Linked DNA regions of Mus musculus: region 2 is linked to region 1. A link is a loop called in an ENCODE intact Hi-C map of the cell type or tissue named here. Cell type or tissue: heart. All regions are shown on one strand. Region 1 overlaps Dock9 (dedicator of cytokinesis 9). Region 2 holds the start of Dock9 (dedicator of cytokinesis 9).

The links. Peaks named below come from ENCODE experiments on the same cell type or tissue, not always from the same donor. Only the 100,000 strongest peaks of a DNase experiment are listed, where the experiment ranks them.
Region 2: a loop joins it to region 1, with 2.7 times the contacts of the local background. A loop is called at or near these places in 9 of 42 quality-filtered maps.

Annotation. Positions count from the first base shown.
Region 1 is chr14:121,644,772-121,652,771 of GRCm38, forward strand. It overlaps Dock9 (dedicator of cytokinesis 9), which reads right to left. Exons shown (of 54, transcript NM_001081039.1): 9 at 6,979-7,046. Among named protein-coding and RNA genes, the nearest start is that of Dock9, 50 kb to the right of the region's middle. In heart, no CTCF peak of the experiment used is centred here; DNase peaks (open chromatin) are centred at 2,030 and 4,120; H3K4me3 peaks cover 473 bases; H3K27ac peaks cover 1,889 bases.
Region 2 is chr14:121,694,630-121,702,629 of GRCm38, forward strand. Dock9 (dedicator of cytokinesis 9) reads right to left here and starts at 3,788. Exons shown (of 54, transcript NM_001081039.1): 1 at 3,565-3,788. The coding sequence starts at 3,684. In heart, a CTCF peak has its summit at 3,834; DNase peaks (open chromatin) are centred at 292, 1,996, 2,582 and 3,832; H3K4me3 peaks cover 1,784 bases; H3K27ac peaks cover 1,418 bases.

The DNA of each region.
Region 1 (8,000 bases):
TATGAGAGCGCTTCATCTCACTACATCTCTATCCCCCTTTTTTTTAAACACACAAAAAACCTAGACCACATGTAAGTGGAATTTACTTAAGTGACCCCAAAGAGCATGCTGTCAACTGTGAGGAGATTCTCTAGAGCCATGGTGACTGGAAGTGACAAGCAGTACTGTATGCTAATCCTGGATTGAGTTCTTCTCAAAGGCAAAGACTGTGATCTGGGACCTTCAATGCTGGACACAATGGCTGGTGTCTTCCTGGAAGCTGCTTGCTATCTAAATTGACTGTGCCAGGAGAAACTAGCAGAGACAGCAAAACTACTCTGAGGTCTTCAGAACTGGAGAGTGAATAAGATGTATACATTAAAAAGAAAAGTATATTTGTAGCCAAATTAGACACAAAGCTTCCAAACATGGGCACTGTTACCCAGGGAATATGTCCTGTTAGGAAAAGAAGACAGATTCTGAGGAGCAAAAGCCATGATCTACCTCACACAGCTGCTGGGCCATGAGCTAGACAAAAAGCAAGACCAGATTCTTAAAGTTCCTCTTGTCCCTCCCAAGGCCCAGAATCACTCATCAAACCAAAGGAAAACACAATACATGGTAGCTGAAGGATATTAGTAAGACAGGATCTAGGAAACAAGAACATGGCTCAGGGCGGGCGAGGCTTCATGCAGGAAATAATAAATACTTGGAATACTAATGACTACAAAAGCTGATTTTAGTTGGCAACAGCCGGTATCTATTGCTAGATATTCTCCTTGATGCCCATTTAAGCTTTCATAATCTGAGGCTGTAGTAACAGCACATATCCACCATGACGGATGCCTCCTCTACTTTAATCCCCAGTACCACAAGATAATAACTGAGAAATTACCCAGCCTTCAAAGGCTTGTACTTTTGTTATCCCTGCTCATCAAAGACAAGGTGCTAAGGCAGGGCCCTAAGTGATTCTTCCAGTTTCAACATCAAATAGAATCTCATATTTTAACGTGTGCCATCTTGTTTAAAAGCCCAGATCTTTAACTATTCCACAAGACAAAAAGGGAAAATATATTTAATAAAATGAAGACTACAATAAAAAATAAAAAGAAAATATGAGTGCATAAGTTAAACATAAAGCAGAAACCCAAAGAGCAAATAAACACATAAAATCACAAAACCAAAAACCAAAGCAAACAAACAAATAACAACAACAACAAAAAAAATCAGTGATTGGCAGAAGACAGATGTTGTAGACTAAAATAGTCTTTAAATAAAACTTTGGAAATAAGGCAGAGAAACAGGAATATAAACTGCTATATTCTTTAAGTCCAAAACCTAGCAGTATCTAAAACATCAAAAACACAATACTCTTTGGCCTAGAATCCCAGTTTGGGACGGTCCTCCTGAAGACGAGTTCACAGGTGACACTTCCTAATGCTTACTGTACAATTTACAGAGGCTGAAAACCCAGTATCACCTAAATATTCCTAAAAGTACATGGCTGAATAATGCATACACTATCCACCAACGAACAACCTTGACTTGTGTGTGGTCCATCTTCAAAGAGACTGTCCCCTCTGCTGACACAGAGACACCCATGAGATACGTTTTAATGGTAGAGAAACTATCAAAGTAACTGGGAAATCACGAGCACACGTAGGAAGCAGCTAGCTGTCTTGCGCGTGCACATACACATTCTCTCGGTGCCCAGTGTGGCAGGAGAGGAATCACAGCAGGTTACCACTGGAGTTCTCAGGAAGAGGAGGACAATCATGAAGATAAAAGATTGACTTCTTTACCCAACACGGGCAGTTTTACTGACAGGAAGCATAAAAGTAAAATCTTAATCAATGTTTGGTAAAGATACTTATAATATGCACTTTCACAGCCAAGGTGCCCACAAAAATACAGCTGTTAAAAAAAATTATCCCAAGACTATGCAATTGAGCGCATTTCAGGGTGGCGGGATTCAGTCCTGCTCTGAAAATAGACTGTGGTCGGCCAGTCCAGAGGGCTGTAGGAGCTTCCTCAGACGGCCGTGGCTGCATCCTGGCCGTGGCCTGCTTTCTATTTTAGGTTCAGTAGAGAGAGAAATGTGCGGGGGGAAATGGACAGGAGCAGAGCGACTTTCCCTAGAAGCTGTCACTTGCACACTCGGCAAAGAGAAGGACTCAGCCCAAAGAGCCATACCAAAACAAACAAACAAAAATACCTCCTAACCCACACAGTAAACCTTAAGCCCAGTCACCGACATTCTCATGTTTCCAGAAGAGACAGTGATGTATCTCTAGTTTTCTGTGAGCCGAAGAAATGATTTAAAGTGAAAAAAATCTATGGGCAATTTTACTTATTTCAAATAATAATTTGAAATAATTTTTCCTGTACTGTATTACAGGAAAAATACTGTGTTGAGTCATTTAGACAAAATGAAATAAAACAGTTAGCAAAATCCCCTGAGGCCAAAATGTGTAATTCTTTAAAAGACTGTTATGTATATGGGTGGTTTGCCTGTATGCATGCCTTTGAACCATGTACCCATAGACACCCCTAGGACTGGAAACTTGGATGGTTATGAGCTGCCATGCACGTGCTAGGAATCTAAGCGCCCCCCCCCCAGAAGAGCAGCTGGTGCTTTTAACAACAGAGCCATCTCTCCAGCCCCCAGATTATTTACTTTTAAAAAAATTTATTTTATTTATATGAGAACACTGTAGCTGTCTTCAGACACACAGGAGAGAGCATCAATCCCATTAAAGAGGGTTGTGAGTCACCATGTGGTTGCTGGGAATTGAACTCAGGATCTCTGGAAGAGCAGTCAGTGCTCTTAACCGCTGAGCCATCCCTCACCCCCACCCGACCCCTCCCATCCCCCAATTATTTACTTCTTAAATTAAAAGGCTACCATAACACATATTTACTGCATATATGAGATTTAACTCAAAAGGACTTACGTTTCACCTCAAGACACAAAGCCAGGCTAGAACTTTCTAGAATTAGAAGGCTTATCAACGCAATGACTGCCAAACTGCAGTCAATCCCTTGGTGTAATAATGGCATCGTTTCTGGTTTGAGACTTAGGGAAGGAAGTGTTTGTTACAAACTTGGCTTTAAAACTCTTATTAAACTAAAATGTGTCCAGGAAACCACACGGGTTCCCACAAGTCCTGTTGAGCATGGTCCCCAGCCCTTATCCAGCCTCAAAGAGACTATAAAGTTGCAGACACCACTTTCTCTGTCCTGTATTCAACTATGAAAGGCTTACCTGTAAAGAAAAGTTCTTTGACTTCGAGATAAAATGATAAGAAACTGAATGGAAGCTTTTGGAGTCACGTGAGATGCCTCTCTTTCAGAATACAAGATGACAAGTTGTGAGCTACTGTTTGCCCCGCTATCCCCAGAAGAAAATGAAGGAAGAGAGCTGAGGTTTTCTTCACATTTCCTCTACACAAGAAGGCAACGCACACCCTCCGGCCTCATCTAACATGAAGGCAATCAGAGGGAGGAGCTCCCCGAGTTCTAGAAGAAACCAACTCACTGGTTCACAGACGCCTTTTAAATATAAATTCTTACAATTATAGACTGATGCTCTGTGTTTTGTTATATTTACAGTAAAAACTGTTTGCTTCCCTGCTAGACAATAGGAGGAAAAGATGAACTTTTAGGGTAAATACAGTCTGTCCCTGGTATGGAAACAGTAAAGATGCGCCTTTTCTCCAGGAATAAGCAAAGGCCCCAAGAACACACCAACAACCCTGAAAATCCAAGTTGGCTTCACTCACATCATGAGGCTAGTCCATAATATTCCAGAATGAAACATCAGTTATTTTGCACTGAAACAACTTCCCGTCAGACATTTCCTGTTTGTCCAAGTGTGGGTCTCAGTGGAGAAAACAAAAGCCAGAGGAACAGGATGAGTTAGGCAATGACAAGCTGTCCAGAGAGGACTCGGCCATTAAGTTACCCCCAGCTACCTTTGCCTGGCCCCATTGTTCCAGGCATCCTCCCTGAAGACTGTAGAGTCTTCACACTGCCTGGGCCTCCCATCAAACGCTTCCCCGACCTCTTTACCCAGAGAACACTCCCCTCCTCCCCCTTTCCACACACACTCCATCTGACTCTGTAACACGGGACTCATTCCTCCTGAAAACAGGATGTCCATTCGCTAGCCAGTTCCCGTGCTCCCTCAACAAATGAGCCACAACCCCAGCACTGTAACAGGAGGCGATAAACAGCTGGGCTGACCACAAAGGGACCAGGCATAGGCCGGCAGCCACCAGGTAGAGCCTGGCCCCTCACAACACAACTGTGAGAAGGCCAGCATTCTGAAGGCACAGGGACTGACAGATCCACAGGTCCAGTGATCCTCACGGGAACACCTGGGGGAAGGACAACACACTGTCCCCTTTTTCGCCTTTGTTTTCTGCCAGGTACCAGAAGACAAAGCTAAAATTCTTATGCATCTTCATAGGGGAAAAAAATTGGATTTCTTTGTTGGCTTTGCTTTGGCCAAGACAGAGTTTTGCTATGAGCCAGGCTGACCCTGAACTTGCATTCCTCCTACTTTGCCTCCCCAGTGGTGTGCCGCCAGACCTGGCCTGAAAATGCAGGTGTTAAATAACCAATGTGGGACTCAAAGAACCTGAGCTGTTTCTTAGGTGACCATGCTATTCACTGAGTTGCCAGAAAGTTCTTTTCTGGTTTCTAGGTTGCGTCAGTGTGCTGCTTCAATAAACTAAGAGTCAAGCAGTTCTAACCCGTTGCTATGGGGTCCTCTGAGCATCCAGAAATAAAGATACATGCATATATGGGTGTCAAACGAGGCCTAGACTTCCTAACATGATGGGGTGAGGGGTGCAACTCAGTGATAGAGTATTGGTCTACCATATCCAAGGCCCTGGGTTTCAGACACACACACAGACACACATACAGACAGACACACACATACAGACACACACACAGACATAATACACAGACTCAACACACAAACACACAGAGACAGACACACACATACACAGACACACAGACATATGCACACACACAGAAACAGGCATGCAGATATATACACAGGCACACAGAAATACACATACACACACAGGCAGACACACACACAGACACATATAGAGATACACACCACATACAAACACACAGAAACAGACACATGCACAGACATACAACACAGGCATACAGAGACACAGAGACTGAAACACGCGCGCGCGCGCACACACACACACACACACACACACGGGAGAAAAAGCAAGAAAATAAACATAGAAGCCAGAACCCAAAACTCCTCCAGGCTAGGCATAGGTTACAATGAGGGCTCTAAAGTTAGCTTTAATAGGCAGGTGCTAAAAAGATTCTGTGGAAACAGCTAAGTCCTGAGGAAAAACAATACCCACAGTTCCAGCCAGGAAAATTTATACTGAGAAAGGTCAATGCTGAATGCTAGTCTAGTTGCAATCCTATATTGACACAGCATGATTCTATTACAGTGCTTAACGTGTGGGTGTGTACAGTCACCATTTTACTTTATTATTAAAAATAAAACAGAAAGGTAAGGACACAAAAAGAATGAGGGATAGTGAAGACAAAGGCGTCACTCATTTAAAAGAATCATGCACACACACACAGACACATGCATGCACACACACACACGCACGCACACACACACACCCGTGTGCACATGCACACACAGGAGATCGGGCCAAGGATACTCATTGTAACATTGTTCGAAGTAAGAAAAAATGGAAATAGCCTAAGAGCTAAAATGTTTCTACAGTACAATAAAAATGACTGACCAGATCTGTACCCGAAACAAGGCTAAATGAGATAGTACTGAACATCAGAGCAAAGTAAACAGAAAAGCAACTTTCAAACATCCAGGATCAACACCCTGCGTCCTCGTGGTGAAATACTTGTAAAAACACGGAACACAATGGAGGTAAAGGCATCACAGTTTGTGGCTGCGGCTGGGGCTGCGGCTCGAAGGAGAATGGGAGCAAAGGCAGTGTCTGAAGGATGCGCCTGCCACTGAGGCTGACGAGGTAGTGGCAGGGGCAGCACTGGCTCTGGGAGAGAGGCAACACAACATGGCTGTTTTGTTTTTCCTTGTGCTTTTCAGTGACTCTGGGGTTTCTCAAAGTTACAAAATGCACGAAGGGAGGAGCCCAGCTTTGCGGTTGTTCTCCTGCTGATCCAGGTGATCCGGCCACACGCTTCATAAACCAGCAGCTCCTCTTTAGTTGCAGTGACAAGATTACCACAATCACCCTCTTGGGAACTGTGGCTATCGAGTAGATAAAGAGCACCCAAGTGCACTGGCTCATTTATGTCAGCTTGACCTGAGTTAGGTCATCTGAGAAGATGCCCTAGCCAGGCTGGCCTGTGGGCTAGCCCGTGGTTCATTTTCTTAACTGATGATTGATGAGGGAGGGTCCAGCTCACTATGGACAGAGCCATCCTGGGCTGCTGGTCCTGGTCCTATAATAAAGCCGATCTGAGCAAGCCATGGAAAAGAAAACCGGCCAGCAGCGTTACTCCATGGCCTCTGCTTCAGATCCTGACTCCAGTTTGCTGCTCCGAGTTTCTGCCCTGATTTCTTCCCTCAGAGATGGGGTATGGCCTGAGAGTTGTAAGCTCTCGGGTCACCCTTTCCTCTCCAAGTTGCTTTTGGTTATGGTGTTTTTCACAGCTACAGTAGCATTAACTAAGGCACCAGTGAACATAATTTTAAGTAAAAGAAGCCTGAACAGAAAGAATACTTAGGAAGACAGAAGTACAATGGCAGCATTTAAAAAATAGCAACACACTTTGTAGGGTATTTTCTGGAGAACAGACTGAAGTGTCTGTCACTCGTGTAAAATAATTCCCACCCTCTCACATTCACCCCAGAAAGCAGACAGTGGCAATCATAGCAACAGTGCCGCCATACAGGAGAGCCACGGAATGAGAGGCACCCAGCCCTCACAGGAGGGTGGTGTGTGAGGATAGCCTCACCTTGGCAAGTTCAGGCAGGTAGCTGTCCAAACCGGAACCAGAACCTTCCAGTTTGCTCTGCTCGTCATCTAAATGGCAAAAGAGATCAACTGAGTTGTATGTAGTTGATACTTTCCCGTGTAATACAAGCAAAGGAACCCGAATGCAGTGGTTCTCAGGTCTGAAAGAGCATTCCAAACAGCTGGGGACTTTGGAGTGACACCGATGGCCATGCCCAGCATGGAGAGTAGTGGTCCAAGACCTTGTACAGCTAAAATCCGCTACCCTCAGCTCCCCCCTCACACTAGAACTGATGTCAGCCACACTCCATCAGTCAGAAGCTAGGGTGGGACCAAGGGTATGAGGGAACAGCCAGGGCTGGGAATCTCTTATGGGCTTGAAGTACAATATGAACACGCATCGAAAACATGGCCTGAGTGCCCTGCAATCTGGAGTAAGAGTCTTGCCATGTTCACTTCATCCTGAACATTCCAAAAGGGGATAACAATAGGAACTTTCCCACTTTAAAGATAGATTTCCCACCAGTGGCTGGAGGTAGTTTTTCTTTTGTTTTTCTTGTTTTTTTTTTATTACTTAAAAACTTTTATTTTTACGTAAAGATAGGTTGTAATGTAGCCCAGGCTAGCCTTGAGTGTGCAATGTAGCCGAAGATGACCTTCTGATCCTCCTACTCCACAGGTGTGTGCCACCACACAGGGTCTGTGCAGTACTGAGAACCTAAGGCTTCATTCATGACAGGCAAGCGCCCCACCAACCCAACTACATCTCTAGTTCATATTCCCATTTCCAGGTAAAATTCGAGATTCATAATAGTTTGTCCCAGGTCACATAGCTGAAGAAGTGCCTGCCCCACCATGAGTGTGGCTATTCCTGTTACATACTCCCCATACAAACTCCATCAAGGTACTAACTCTTTCTGTTTTTTGTTATCTGAGACAGGGACATTATGTAGCTCCAGTTGACTTGAAACTCCTTGCACAGTTGACTGGGCTACCTCAAAACCTGTGCCTCTTGCCTCTGCT
Region 2 (8,000 bases), 50 kb after region 1:
CTCTGCTGTAGGAGCTGGGCACCGACGGGGCCACTGGAAGCCAAGTCCTCTCTCTACAAGGTGCACACGGGCAGCCGCCACACTGCTTAGTGATCACGTGTGACTGCAAACATTGGAGTCAGAACTCAAATCTGTTAACATGTGTTATGTCCCACAAAGATATGAAAAAGCAAACATGTATGTGGAAACAGGACTCCATTTGCATGTGAAGTTTAGCTCCTCCCTGTCCACCTCACAGAATTAATCCCACCCAGGAGCTCCACTGAATGATCTGCCAAATTCCACTCCAGGAGCTCCACACCCTTTTCCTCTCAAGGGCAGCAAAATAACAATTAGGATAATGTCTTTCCAAGAGTTAGCATTTGGAGGGGAGAGAGTGGTATTCAGTGTGAGCAGACAGCCCTCAGATATCAAGAACATCCCCAGCGCTCCCCACACATTACCCACAGTCACAGAGTCACCACCGATGGTTTGGAACTTAACCTGAGTGGCACAGGGACATCTGTCTCTTCTGCTCTCTAGAACTATGCAGACAAGACCCACCTATGAGACAGACCCTTTGGTCTCAGAGTTTTCCTGACATCTAGGCACAGGATCTTGCTGAAAGTACTGACTTCCAGCAGGTGTGGTAACCTGCACCTATACACTGGGTAGGAAATGAGACAGACGGTCCTGGAAGTCAAAACTCAATCTAAAAACAGAACCACCACCAATGGCTTTCCTAGCCCTAAAAGGAAAACCTTAAACGTGTCAAGTCTGTCAGGCCAGAGGAAAAGGAAGCACCACGGCAAGGCAAAACTTCAGTTTACAAGCTAAGTCTGCAGAAAGCACTTTAAGATGCATACACCAGTACATTCACTGTGGCATTGTGACTGATGGCAAAGAACTAGTAACAAACCGAATAACTACACAATTAAAGTAGATATTAAAAGGGGAAAATTACATTGCCATTAAAAATTAGGCATATATGGGTCGGGAGGCAGCCGTCAGGTAAGCACTTGCTATGCAAGCCTAAGGACTTAATCTGATCCCCAGCTCCATGTGCTAAAGGCAGATGTGGCAGTGTGTTCTTACAGTCTTAGTGCTGATAAGATGGGGACAGGAATTTAAGCTCCTGTCTTTACACCTGAGGGATGAGAACTGAGCCTGATTTCTGATAGACATGCATACATGCATATACTCATGCAGGCACACATACACACACACTCACGCATGCATAAATCCATACATGATTTTGGAGGTGTTCTGGGAGAAAACACTTAAAAGATTCTGTATTCATGGACTTTCCGAAGCAGACAGGATATGGAGACTTGTGCTTTCTTAGGCACAGACAGGACAAGTCAGGAGTACACAGAACAAGTTAGCAACAACGGCAGCCTTCGAGGGGTTGTCTCTTTCACTTAACTATTTCCAGGGGCTGCAGTGTGGCTCAATGGTAGAGCATTTGAGGACTTGCATACATGAGACTTTAAACTGGATCCCACCCCAGGAGTAACGGGATGCAATTTACATTCTTTATTAACCATTAGTTGTCCCTTCTAAATTGTTCATTATTTTCTCCTAGGGACTACACGTAATAACTAAATGTTACTTCCTAAATGGACTATGTTCCCTGTGGCTAAACATCTCTCCATATAGTTCACTCAATTACGGGCTCAGGGGTTCTCACACAAGTCCAGGGGCTATCAGTGCTATGCTAATGATCAGCACCCCAACATACTGATCTTGGGTCTGCACACTTTAGAATGCTCCCCTAAGAAGCAAGCTGTGCTCTCAGCAGCTTGCTGCATTCTCATTTGCTGTGAGCAGCTGTCTTCACAGACAAAGAGATTCACCCTGGCTAGGCACCCCCTAAACATCCTGGCTTCTATCTGATATTCCCCTCTTATCTTGTTTACCTCTGTGGAAGAGAAACTCCTGCAGATAAGAAAGTTGTCAGGTTGTATCAGTTTCCTTCCCTCTCCACACCCCTCTGCAGGTGCACGGAACTGGACCACTCCACGGGACCAGAAGTTTCCATGTCCCAAGAATCATTTCCCCATGTACACCTGTAGCTGGCCCAGCCTTGTCTTTTACAATTCCCAGTGGAACCATCTGGACTGAGCTAAACAAGGAACTACAGCATACGCAGAAAACATGAGAACACTAGAAAGAGCAGTCATGTTTTTTTAAGAGAAGTCACTTCTACATTATTTGAAAGAAAAAAATCAGAACATCACTACAAGCTACTTAGTTCTTCCGGTAACGATTTCTGCCCATCCAGAGAACCACGAGAGAACAAACACATTTCAGGATATCCACCCAGGAAACCCAAACCACACAACATCCTTCATCTTCCACTCTAGGATTTCACCCTAGGAGGCATGCAGGTGACTCAAGCCACGATGATACAATGAGCTATCTATCAGGCTTGAAGATAGGGAGCAAACAACTGTAAACTTTATATTCCAGAAAAGGGGCGGAGGCAGTAAATCTGTATGTTAAAAATGAACTGTGTGCGTGTGGCGGGGTGGGGTGGGAGGGGGAGCCAACTTATTTGACTGACTTTCAGTCAAGAACAAGCAGTACAGTTTTGAAGGCGGCGCAATACAAGTAAGTTAACCCCCCTCATCACAAAGGAAAGCGATTCGGTCAGGGTGAAATATGCTCTTGGAGAGTTTAAGCTCCCACCCTCACAGCTGTTAATTGCCAGTGCAGTAAACTGGAAACCAAACACTAGAGCACTAGAGCAGCCACAACTGAACTTCCATGTTTGGGGTGGGGAAAGCTACACAGAGGTACTAGGCACTAGCTTGACAATCCCTTTAACAGCCCGTGTGAAAGGCTCAATTGTCCCCTCGGCAGAGCACGCTGGTGGTTTCTGCAGCTTGCTTTAAAAAATTATGTGCCTTTATTGTACTAAAGAAATTCCAAACGGGAAGCACAGCCTACTCATTGACGGTTAACAACACAATTACTTTACATGGTCTTCCCTTCCAGAGTCTAAGAAGGCACTTGAGTTTGTTCAAACTACTATGGGTTTGGCTAATGCTAAAACATCAACTTTGCTGTCAGCTGAGATTCTTTCTGACTCTGTTCAACACAAACGCCCCTGATAAAAATAAACAAGGGGAAGAGACCGGCGTGCACTCCTCAGCACCTACCTGCCTTGTTTTCTCACTGACATAAATAGACAATGCACAGAAGGGTTTAAGTCTGCAAAATACTTCCTTTCCAACTCCCAGGGTGCTGTTAAAACCCCCGCCCAGTTGACTTCTGAAAAAAAAAAATCGTTGTGGCTAGGTGTGACAAAATTTTTGAACAATACTAAATTGTTTTATGCAAAGCTCCTCCCAGAAACCTGTTCACCCACAAACGTCAACATTTCTTTCCTGAGGAAGGATGGAAGTAGACTTCAGGCCAGTCTATAAGGAAAGGTAGAGATAAGGGTTTCCTAGAGACAGGCGGAGCAAGTCAGAAAGGAGCAAGTCGGAAAGTCAGAAAGAGCAGCGGGATGCGGTGGGTCACTGACTCATTCAGAAGCAGTCACGGTCCCGGGACAGGGCGACAGGACGGGACTCTTACCAATGTGGAGCTCTCTGCCTCCACGTCTGCCTGAGCTGCATCCTTGTACTGCAGGGGGGACTCGATGACCAACTCCTTCTTGTCACTTCTACCGCTCGTCCTGTACTTCTCAGCCTGCATTCTCCACACAGACCACTGTCAGAAAGCCTGCAGCAGGGACAGCTGAGAGTCCCCCACCAGCCGCACCGCTGGCCAGAGAAAGGAAAGGAAGCCTGAAGCCTGTTTCCCAGGCACTGGAAGTGCAGAGCCTGAGGGGTGGGGAAGGCATGACCGAGAAGGCCAGCCTCTAGGGGTGTTACTACAGCTAGGAGAATGGGAGGCTCCTGCTCGCTGGCCAAAGAAAAACAACCCCCAAACAGAACAATACACAGTGTACTGCCTCTGCAATGAAAGACCAGCCTCATTGTGTCTGTTCCACACAGCGTGGGCCAAATCAATGTGAATCCAAATAGTGCAGCATTGAGAAGGAAGCCTGCCGATCCCAGCGAGGCTCCCTCATAAGGACTTCCGATCTGAAGCCCCCAGCTAGGTCGCCTGGCTGGTCTAAAAGTTGCAGTTTCAAAACGCTTTCATTTGTGTTATGGCTAAGCACCAAGAACTTGGCTCCTGATCAAAGCAGGACCAAACGAGCAAGCAAGGGTGTTCCCAGGAGGTACAGTTCAAGAAATCATTTCTCCTTGCAGGACAGACAGCAGCAGACAAACTCATGTATCTGTTTTATGCCAGGGAGATGATACCGTAATGCTGAATAAATTAATAATGCAGCCAAAGCATTTACCATGGACATTTTCTTTGCACACAACAACGTGTGTGTGCCAGGATGTAGTGTGCCCAGTGTTAAAGGATGGAGAAGGTCAGAGTGGAAACGTAAAGCAGAAAGTCTCTTCCCTCAAGAATAGGAAAAAGATGGGAAGTCCAAAGATATCCTGAAGAAGAGAGATACACAGATGTTCTTGCAGAAGTCTGCTATCAGGAGTTACAGAGCCAAAGTTTGGAGCTGAGATGAAAGGATGGACCATGTAGAGACTGCCATATCCAGGGATCCACCCCATAATCAGCATCCAAACGCTGACACCATTGCATACACTAGCAAGATTTTATTGAAAGGACCCAGATGTAGCTGTCTCTTGTGAGACTAGGCCGGGGCCTAGCAAACACAGAAGTGGATGCTCACAGTCAGCTATTGGATGGGTCACACGGCCCCCAATGGAGGAGCTAGAGAAAGTAGCCAAGGAGCTAAAGGGATCTGCAACCCTATAGGTGGAACAACATTATGAACTAACCAGTACCCCGGAGCTCTTGACTCTAGCTGCATATATATCAAAAGATGGCCTAGTCGGCCATCACTGGAAAGAGAGGCCCATTGGACTTGCAAACTTTATATGCCCCAGTACAGGGGAACACCAGGGCCAAAAAGGGGGAGTGGGTGGGCAGGGGAGTGGGGGTGGGTGGATATGGGGGACTTTTGGTATAGCATTGGAAATGTAAATGAGTTAAATACCTAATAAAAAATGGAAAAAAAAAAAAAAAGAAGTCTGCTATCTTTTTTGTTTCCTCATATTCCCTGAAGGAGTAACTTTTTAAGAGATCAACTAGCAAAAATCAAAACACAAGCATCGGAGAGGTTCGCTACAAGGATGCACGAAGGGGTTTGCTACAAAGATGCACGAAGGGGTTTGCTACAAAGATGCACAGAAAGCATGTACTACAGGTGGGTTAAATGTAAAGATGCCCTTCGGGTGGAACCCCTCCCATTTAGTGCCTGTTCACTTCTTTGAAATCAAGACCTGTCTAGTAACAGATACAAATATTATAATAGTCAGTAAATAGCATCCACAGTCTCAATGTACAAAATAGTCTAGGACCAGAAGCCAGCAGAAGAAATGCAGTCCAAACCCACCCAGCCCCACCATCACTCTGCAGGCACCAGGATGATGGAGACTGCCAGAGCTCAGTAGGACTCAAGTGGAAACTGAGAGGCCACACAGTGCCTAACTGCCCTCCCTCTTTCCCTTCAGCACCTGCCACTGTCATTTAAACACCAGAAATCCTTCTGACTATGATCACCACTGTGTAGTAAATAAATTACTGAGTCCATTTAAAAAATAGTTAACTTGCTGGGTGTGGCTGTTCACACCTATAATTCCAAAACTCGGGGATAACTAAGGCAGGAGGATTGCCACCAGTTCAAGGCCTGCCTAGAACTAAAAGTAAGCTCCTGTATCAAGAAAAAAAAATCAAAACCTAGCTTTTATAATAAATACACTTTTAAAGAGTTGGGTACATAGCTCTGTTGGTAGTGTTTGCCTGGCATGCACAAAGCCCTGCGTTCAATCCTTAGCATCACATAAATCAGAAATTGGGATCCATGCCTGTAATCATAGCATTCTGGAGGTAGAGACTGAAGGGTCAGAACTTCAAGATCTTTCTATCGTTAAAACACATATGAAGTTCAAGGCCCACCCACCATGACCCCTTCCCCGAAAGACTAAAGAAAAGAAAGAATAAACTATCCAAGATTTAGAAACTGGGTAGGTTATGGTGGTGACCACTCATTTACTCTCTTCACTCAGGACACAGAGGCAGGCTTCGGAACTCCGAGTTTGAGGCCTGTCTACTCTACATAGTAAGTTCCAGGACAGCCAGGACTTCAGAGAGAAACCCTGTCTCAAGAAAGAAAAAAATAAAATAAAATATATAGAAGAGGCTAGCTTATAGATTATCTTTCAAGGCAAACTCTGGCATTCTAATCAAAGCTGCATCCCAAAATAATAGAATCCAGGAATTTGAAAAACCATTCTAAGGTTACAGAGGGGCAGGAGTAGAGAGTTTCAGTTACATACAAATAAAGCCAAAAGAAGAACGAAATTAAAATTTAGAGGTGTCCTAGATAAGAGGCTAGAAATCACAGCACAAACCACAGACATGAGCAACAGCTCACAAACCTTCTAGGTGGCTCACAGGATAGGCCTAATCTTCCTCAGATTTCCACTGCCACTCAGCAGCCAGCAGCTAAGGAAACAAGCTATCCAATTTGTTGAGTCAACCCGCAGTGGTATCCATAGTAGTCTGCTGGGTTAAGACGTTGCCTGAGAAGCACTGTTTGCCCTGTACAAAGCACTGCTTACAGTCTGCAGTCTTACCTACTCTTGGAAACTCTATGTCAGTTAGCCCTGTTTCTCACACGGGCAAACTGATTCGGACTTTAAACGTACATACTAAACAGCCTTCACACAATGGCGTACAGATGCTCACTTGGGGGTAACTGCTGTTGCTATTCCCAAGCTGAAGAATATACTTAAGTCTTAAATTCGGAACTCTGGCTTTACGGCCTAAAAGGACAGACAATTCCACCAACTATGCTGTTGCAATACCTTACAAAGATCTGCAGCAACTGAAAATAAATCCTTTAGTGGCTGGGGAATTGGGATGGTACATCTGTATAGTCTCAGCACCCCAGGCTGTGAGTTCAAAGCAGCCTAGACTACTTTTCAAGATGGTGTCTCAAAGCCACAATGAGAGGGCTCAGCAAGCACGAGGTCATGAGTGTGGATTCCCAGTCCCTACATAAAAGCCAGGTGTAGCCGTGTGTATGTCTGCAAACCACTGCTGATGGGGGAAGGGACAGGAGGATTTTGTAGCTAATTTGATAGCCAGTAGCAGAATAGAAGACCTCCAGGCTCAGTGAGAAATCCCATCTCAAAAAAGTAAGGTGAAAAGCAATCAAAACCTTAACAACTACTTCTGGTCTTCATAGGTGCTCACACTCCTGAATGCACACAAGCTCACACCTATGTACACACACACACACATACACAAATACACACACCTCTCTCATGCACATACACACTGCTAACTATCCTCTCTGCTGAACCTGTCAGTTGTTTTCAAATACTGAGCACCACATGTTAATGTATCAGGTAGGCACTGTCTTAAGGATTTTGTATATTTTCTTTAAATTAAAAAAAAAAAAAAAAAAAAAAAAAAAAAAAGCAATGACTTTAAATGTCTTTTGTAACCAAGGGGAGGGGTAAACACTGAGCTCTGAGGCAGCCAGGACAAAAAAGCAAACAAGATCAGTTCCATAATGTAAACCATCCAGAGGGGAAAACATGCAGGTTCTAAAGGAAATACATCTTGTAAAAAGTTTCTCTGGCAGAGGTTTATGTCAGAAGAGCTGTTGAATGTATGGCAAGGTTCTCAACTGTGTCTATAGGATGTGCACTACAAAATTCTACTTACACCACAGACCAAGTAACAGAGTCACCTTCCCAAGATAGCCGGCCCATCAAGTGGCCCAGCTCACTGAACTGGAAAGTTCTGGGGCAACTCTGTGTCACCTCAGCCACGGTTTTCTGCTCTCTTCAAGGGTGCTGCAGGTAGAGTCACCAAGGAAGCTGAAGGCAGCGCATGCACTCTCACCCTGAGCCTTGGAA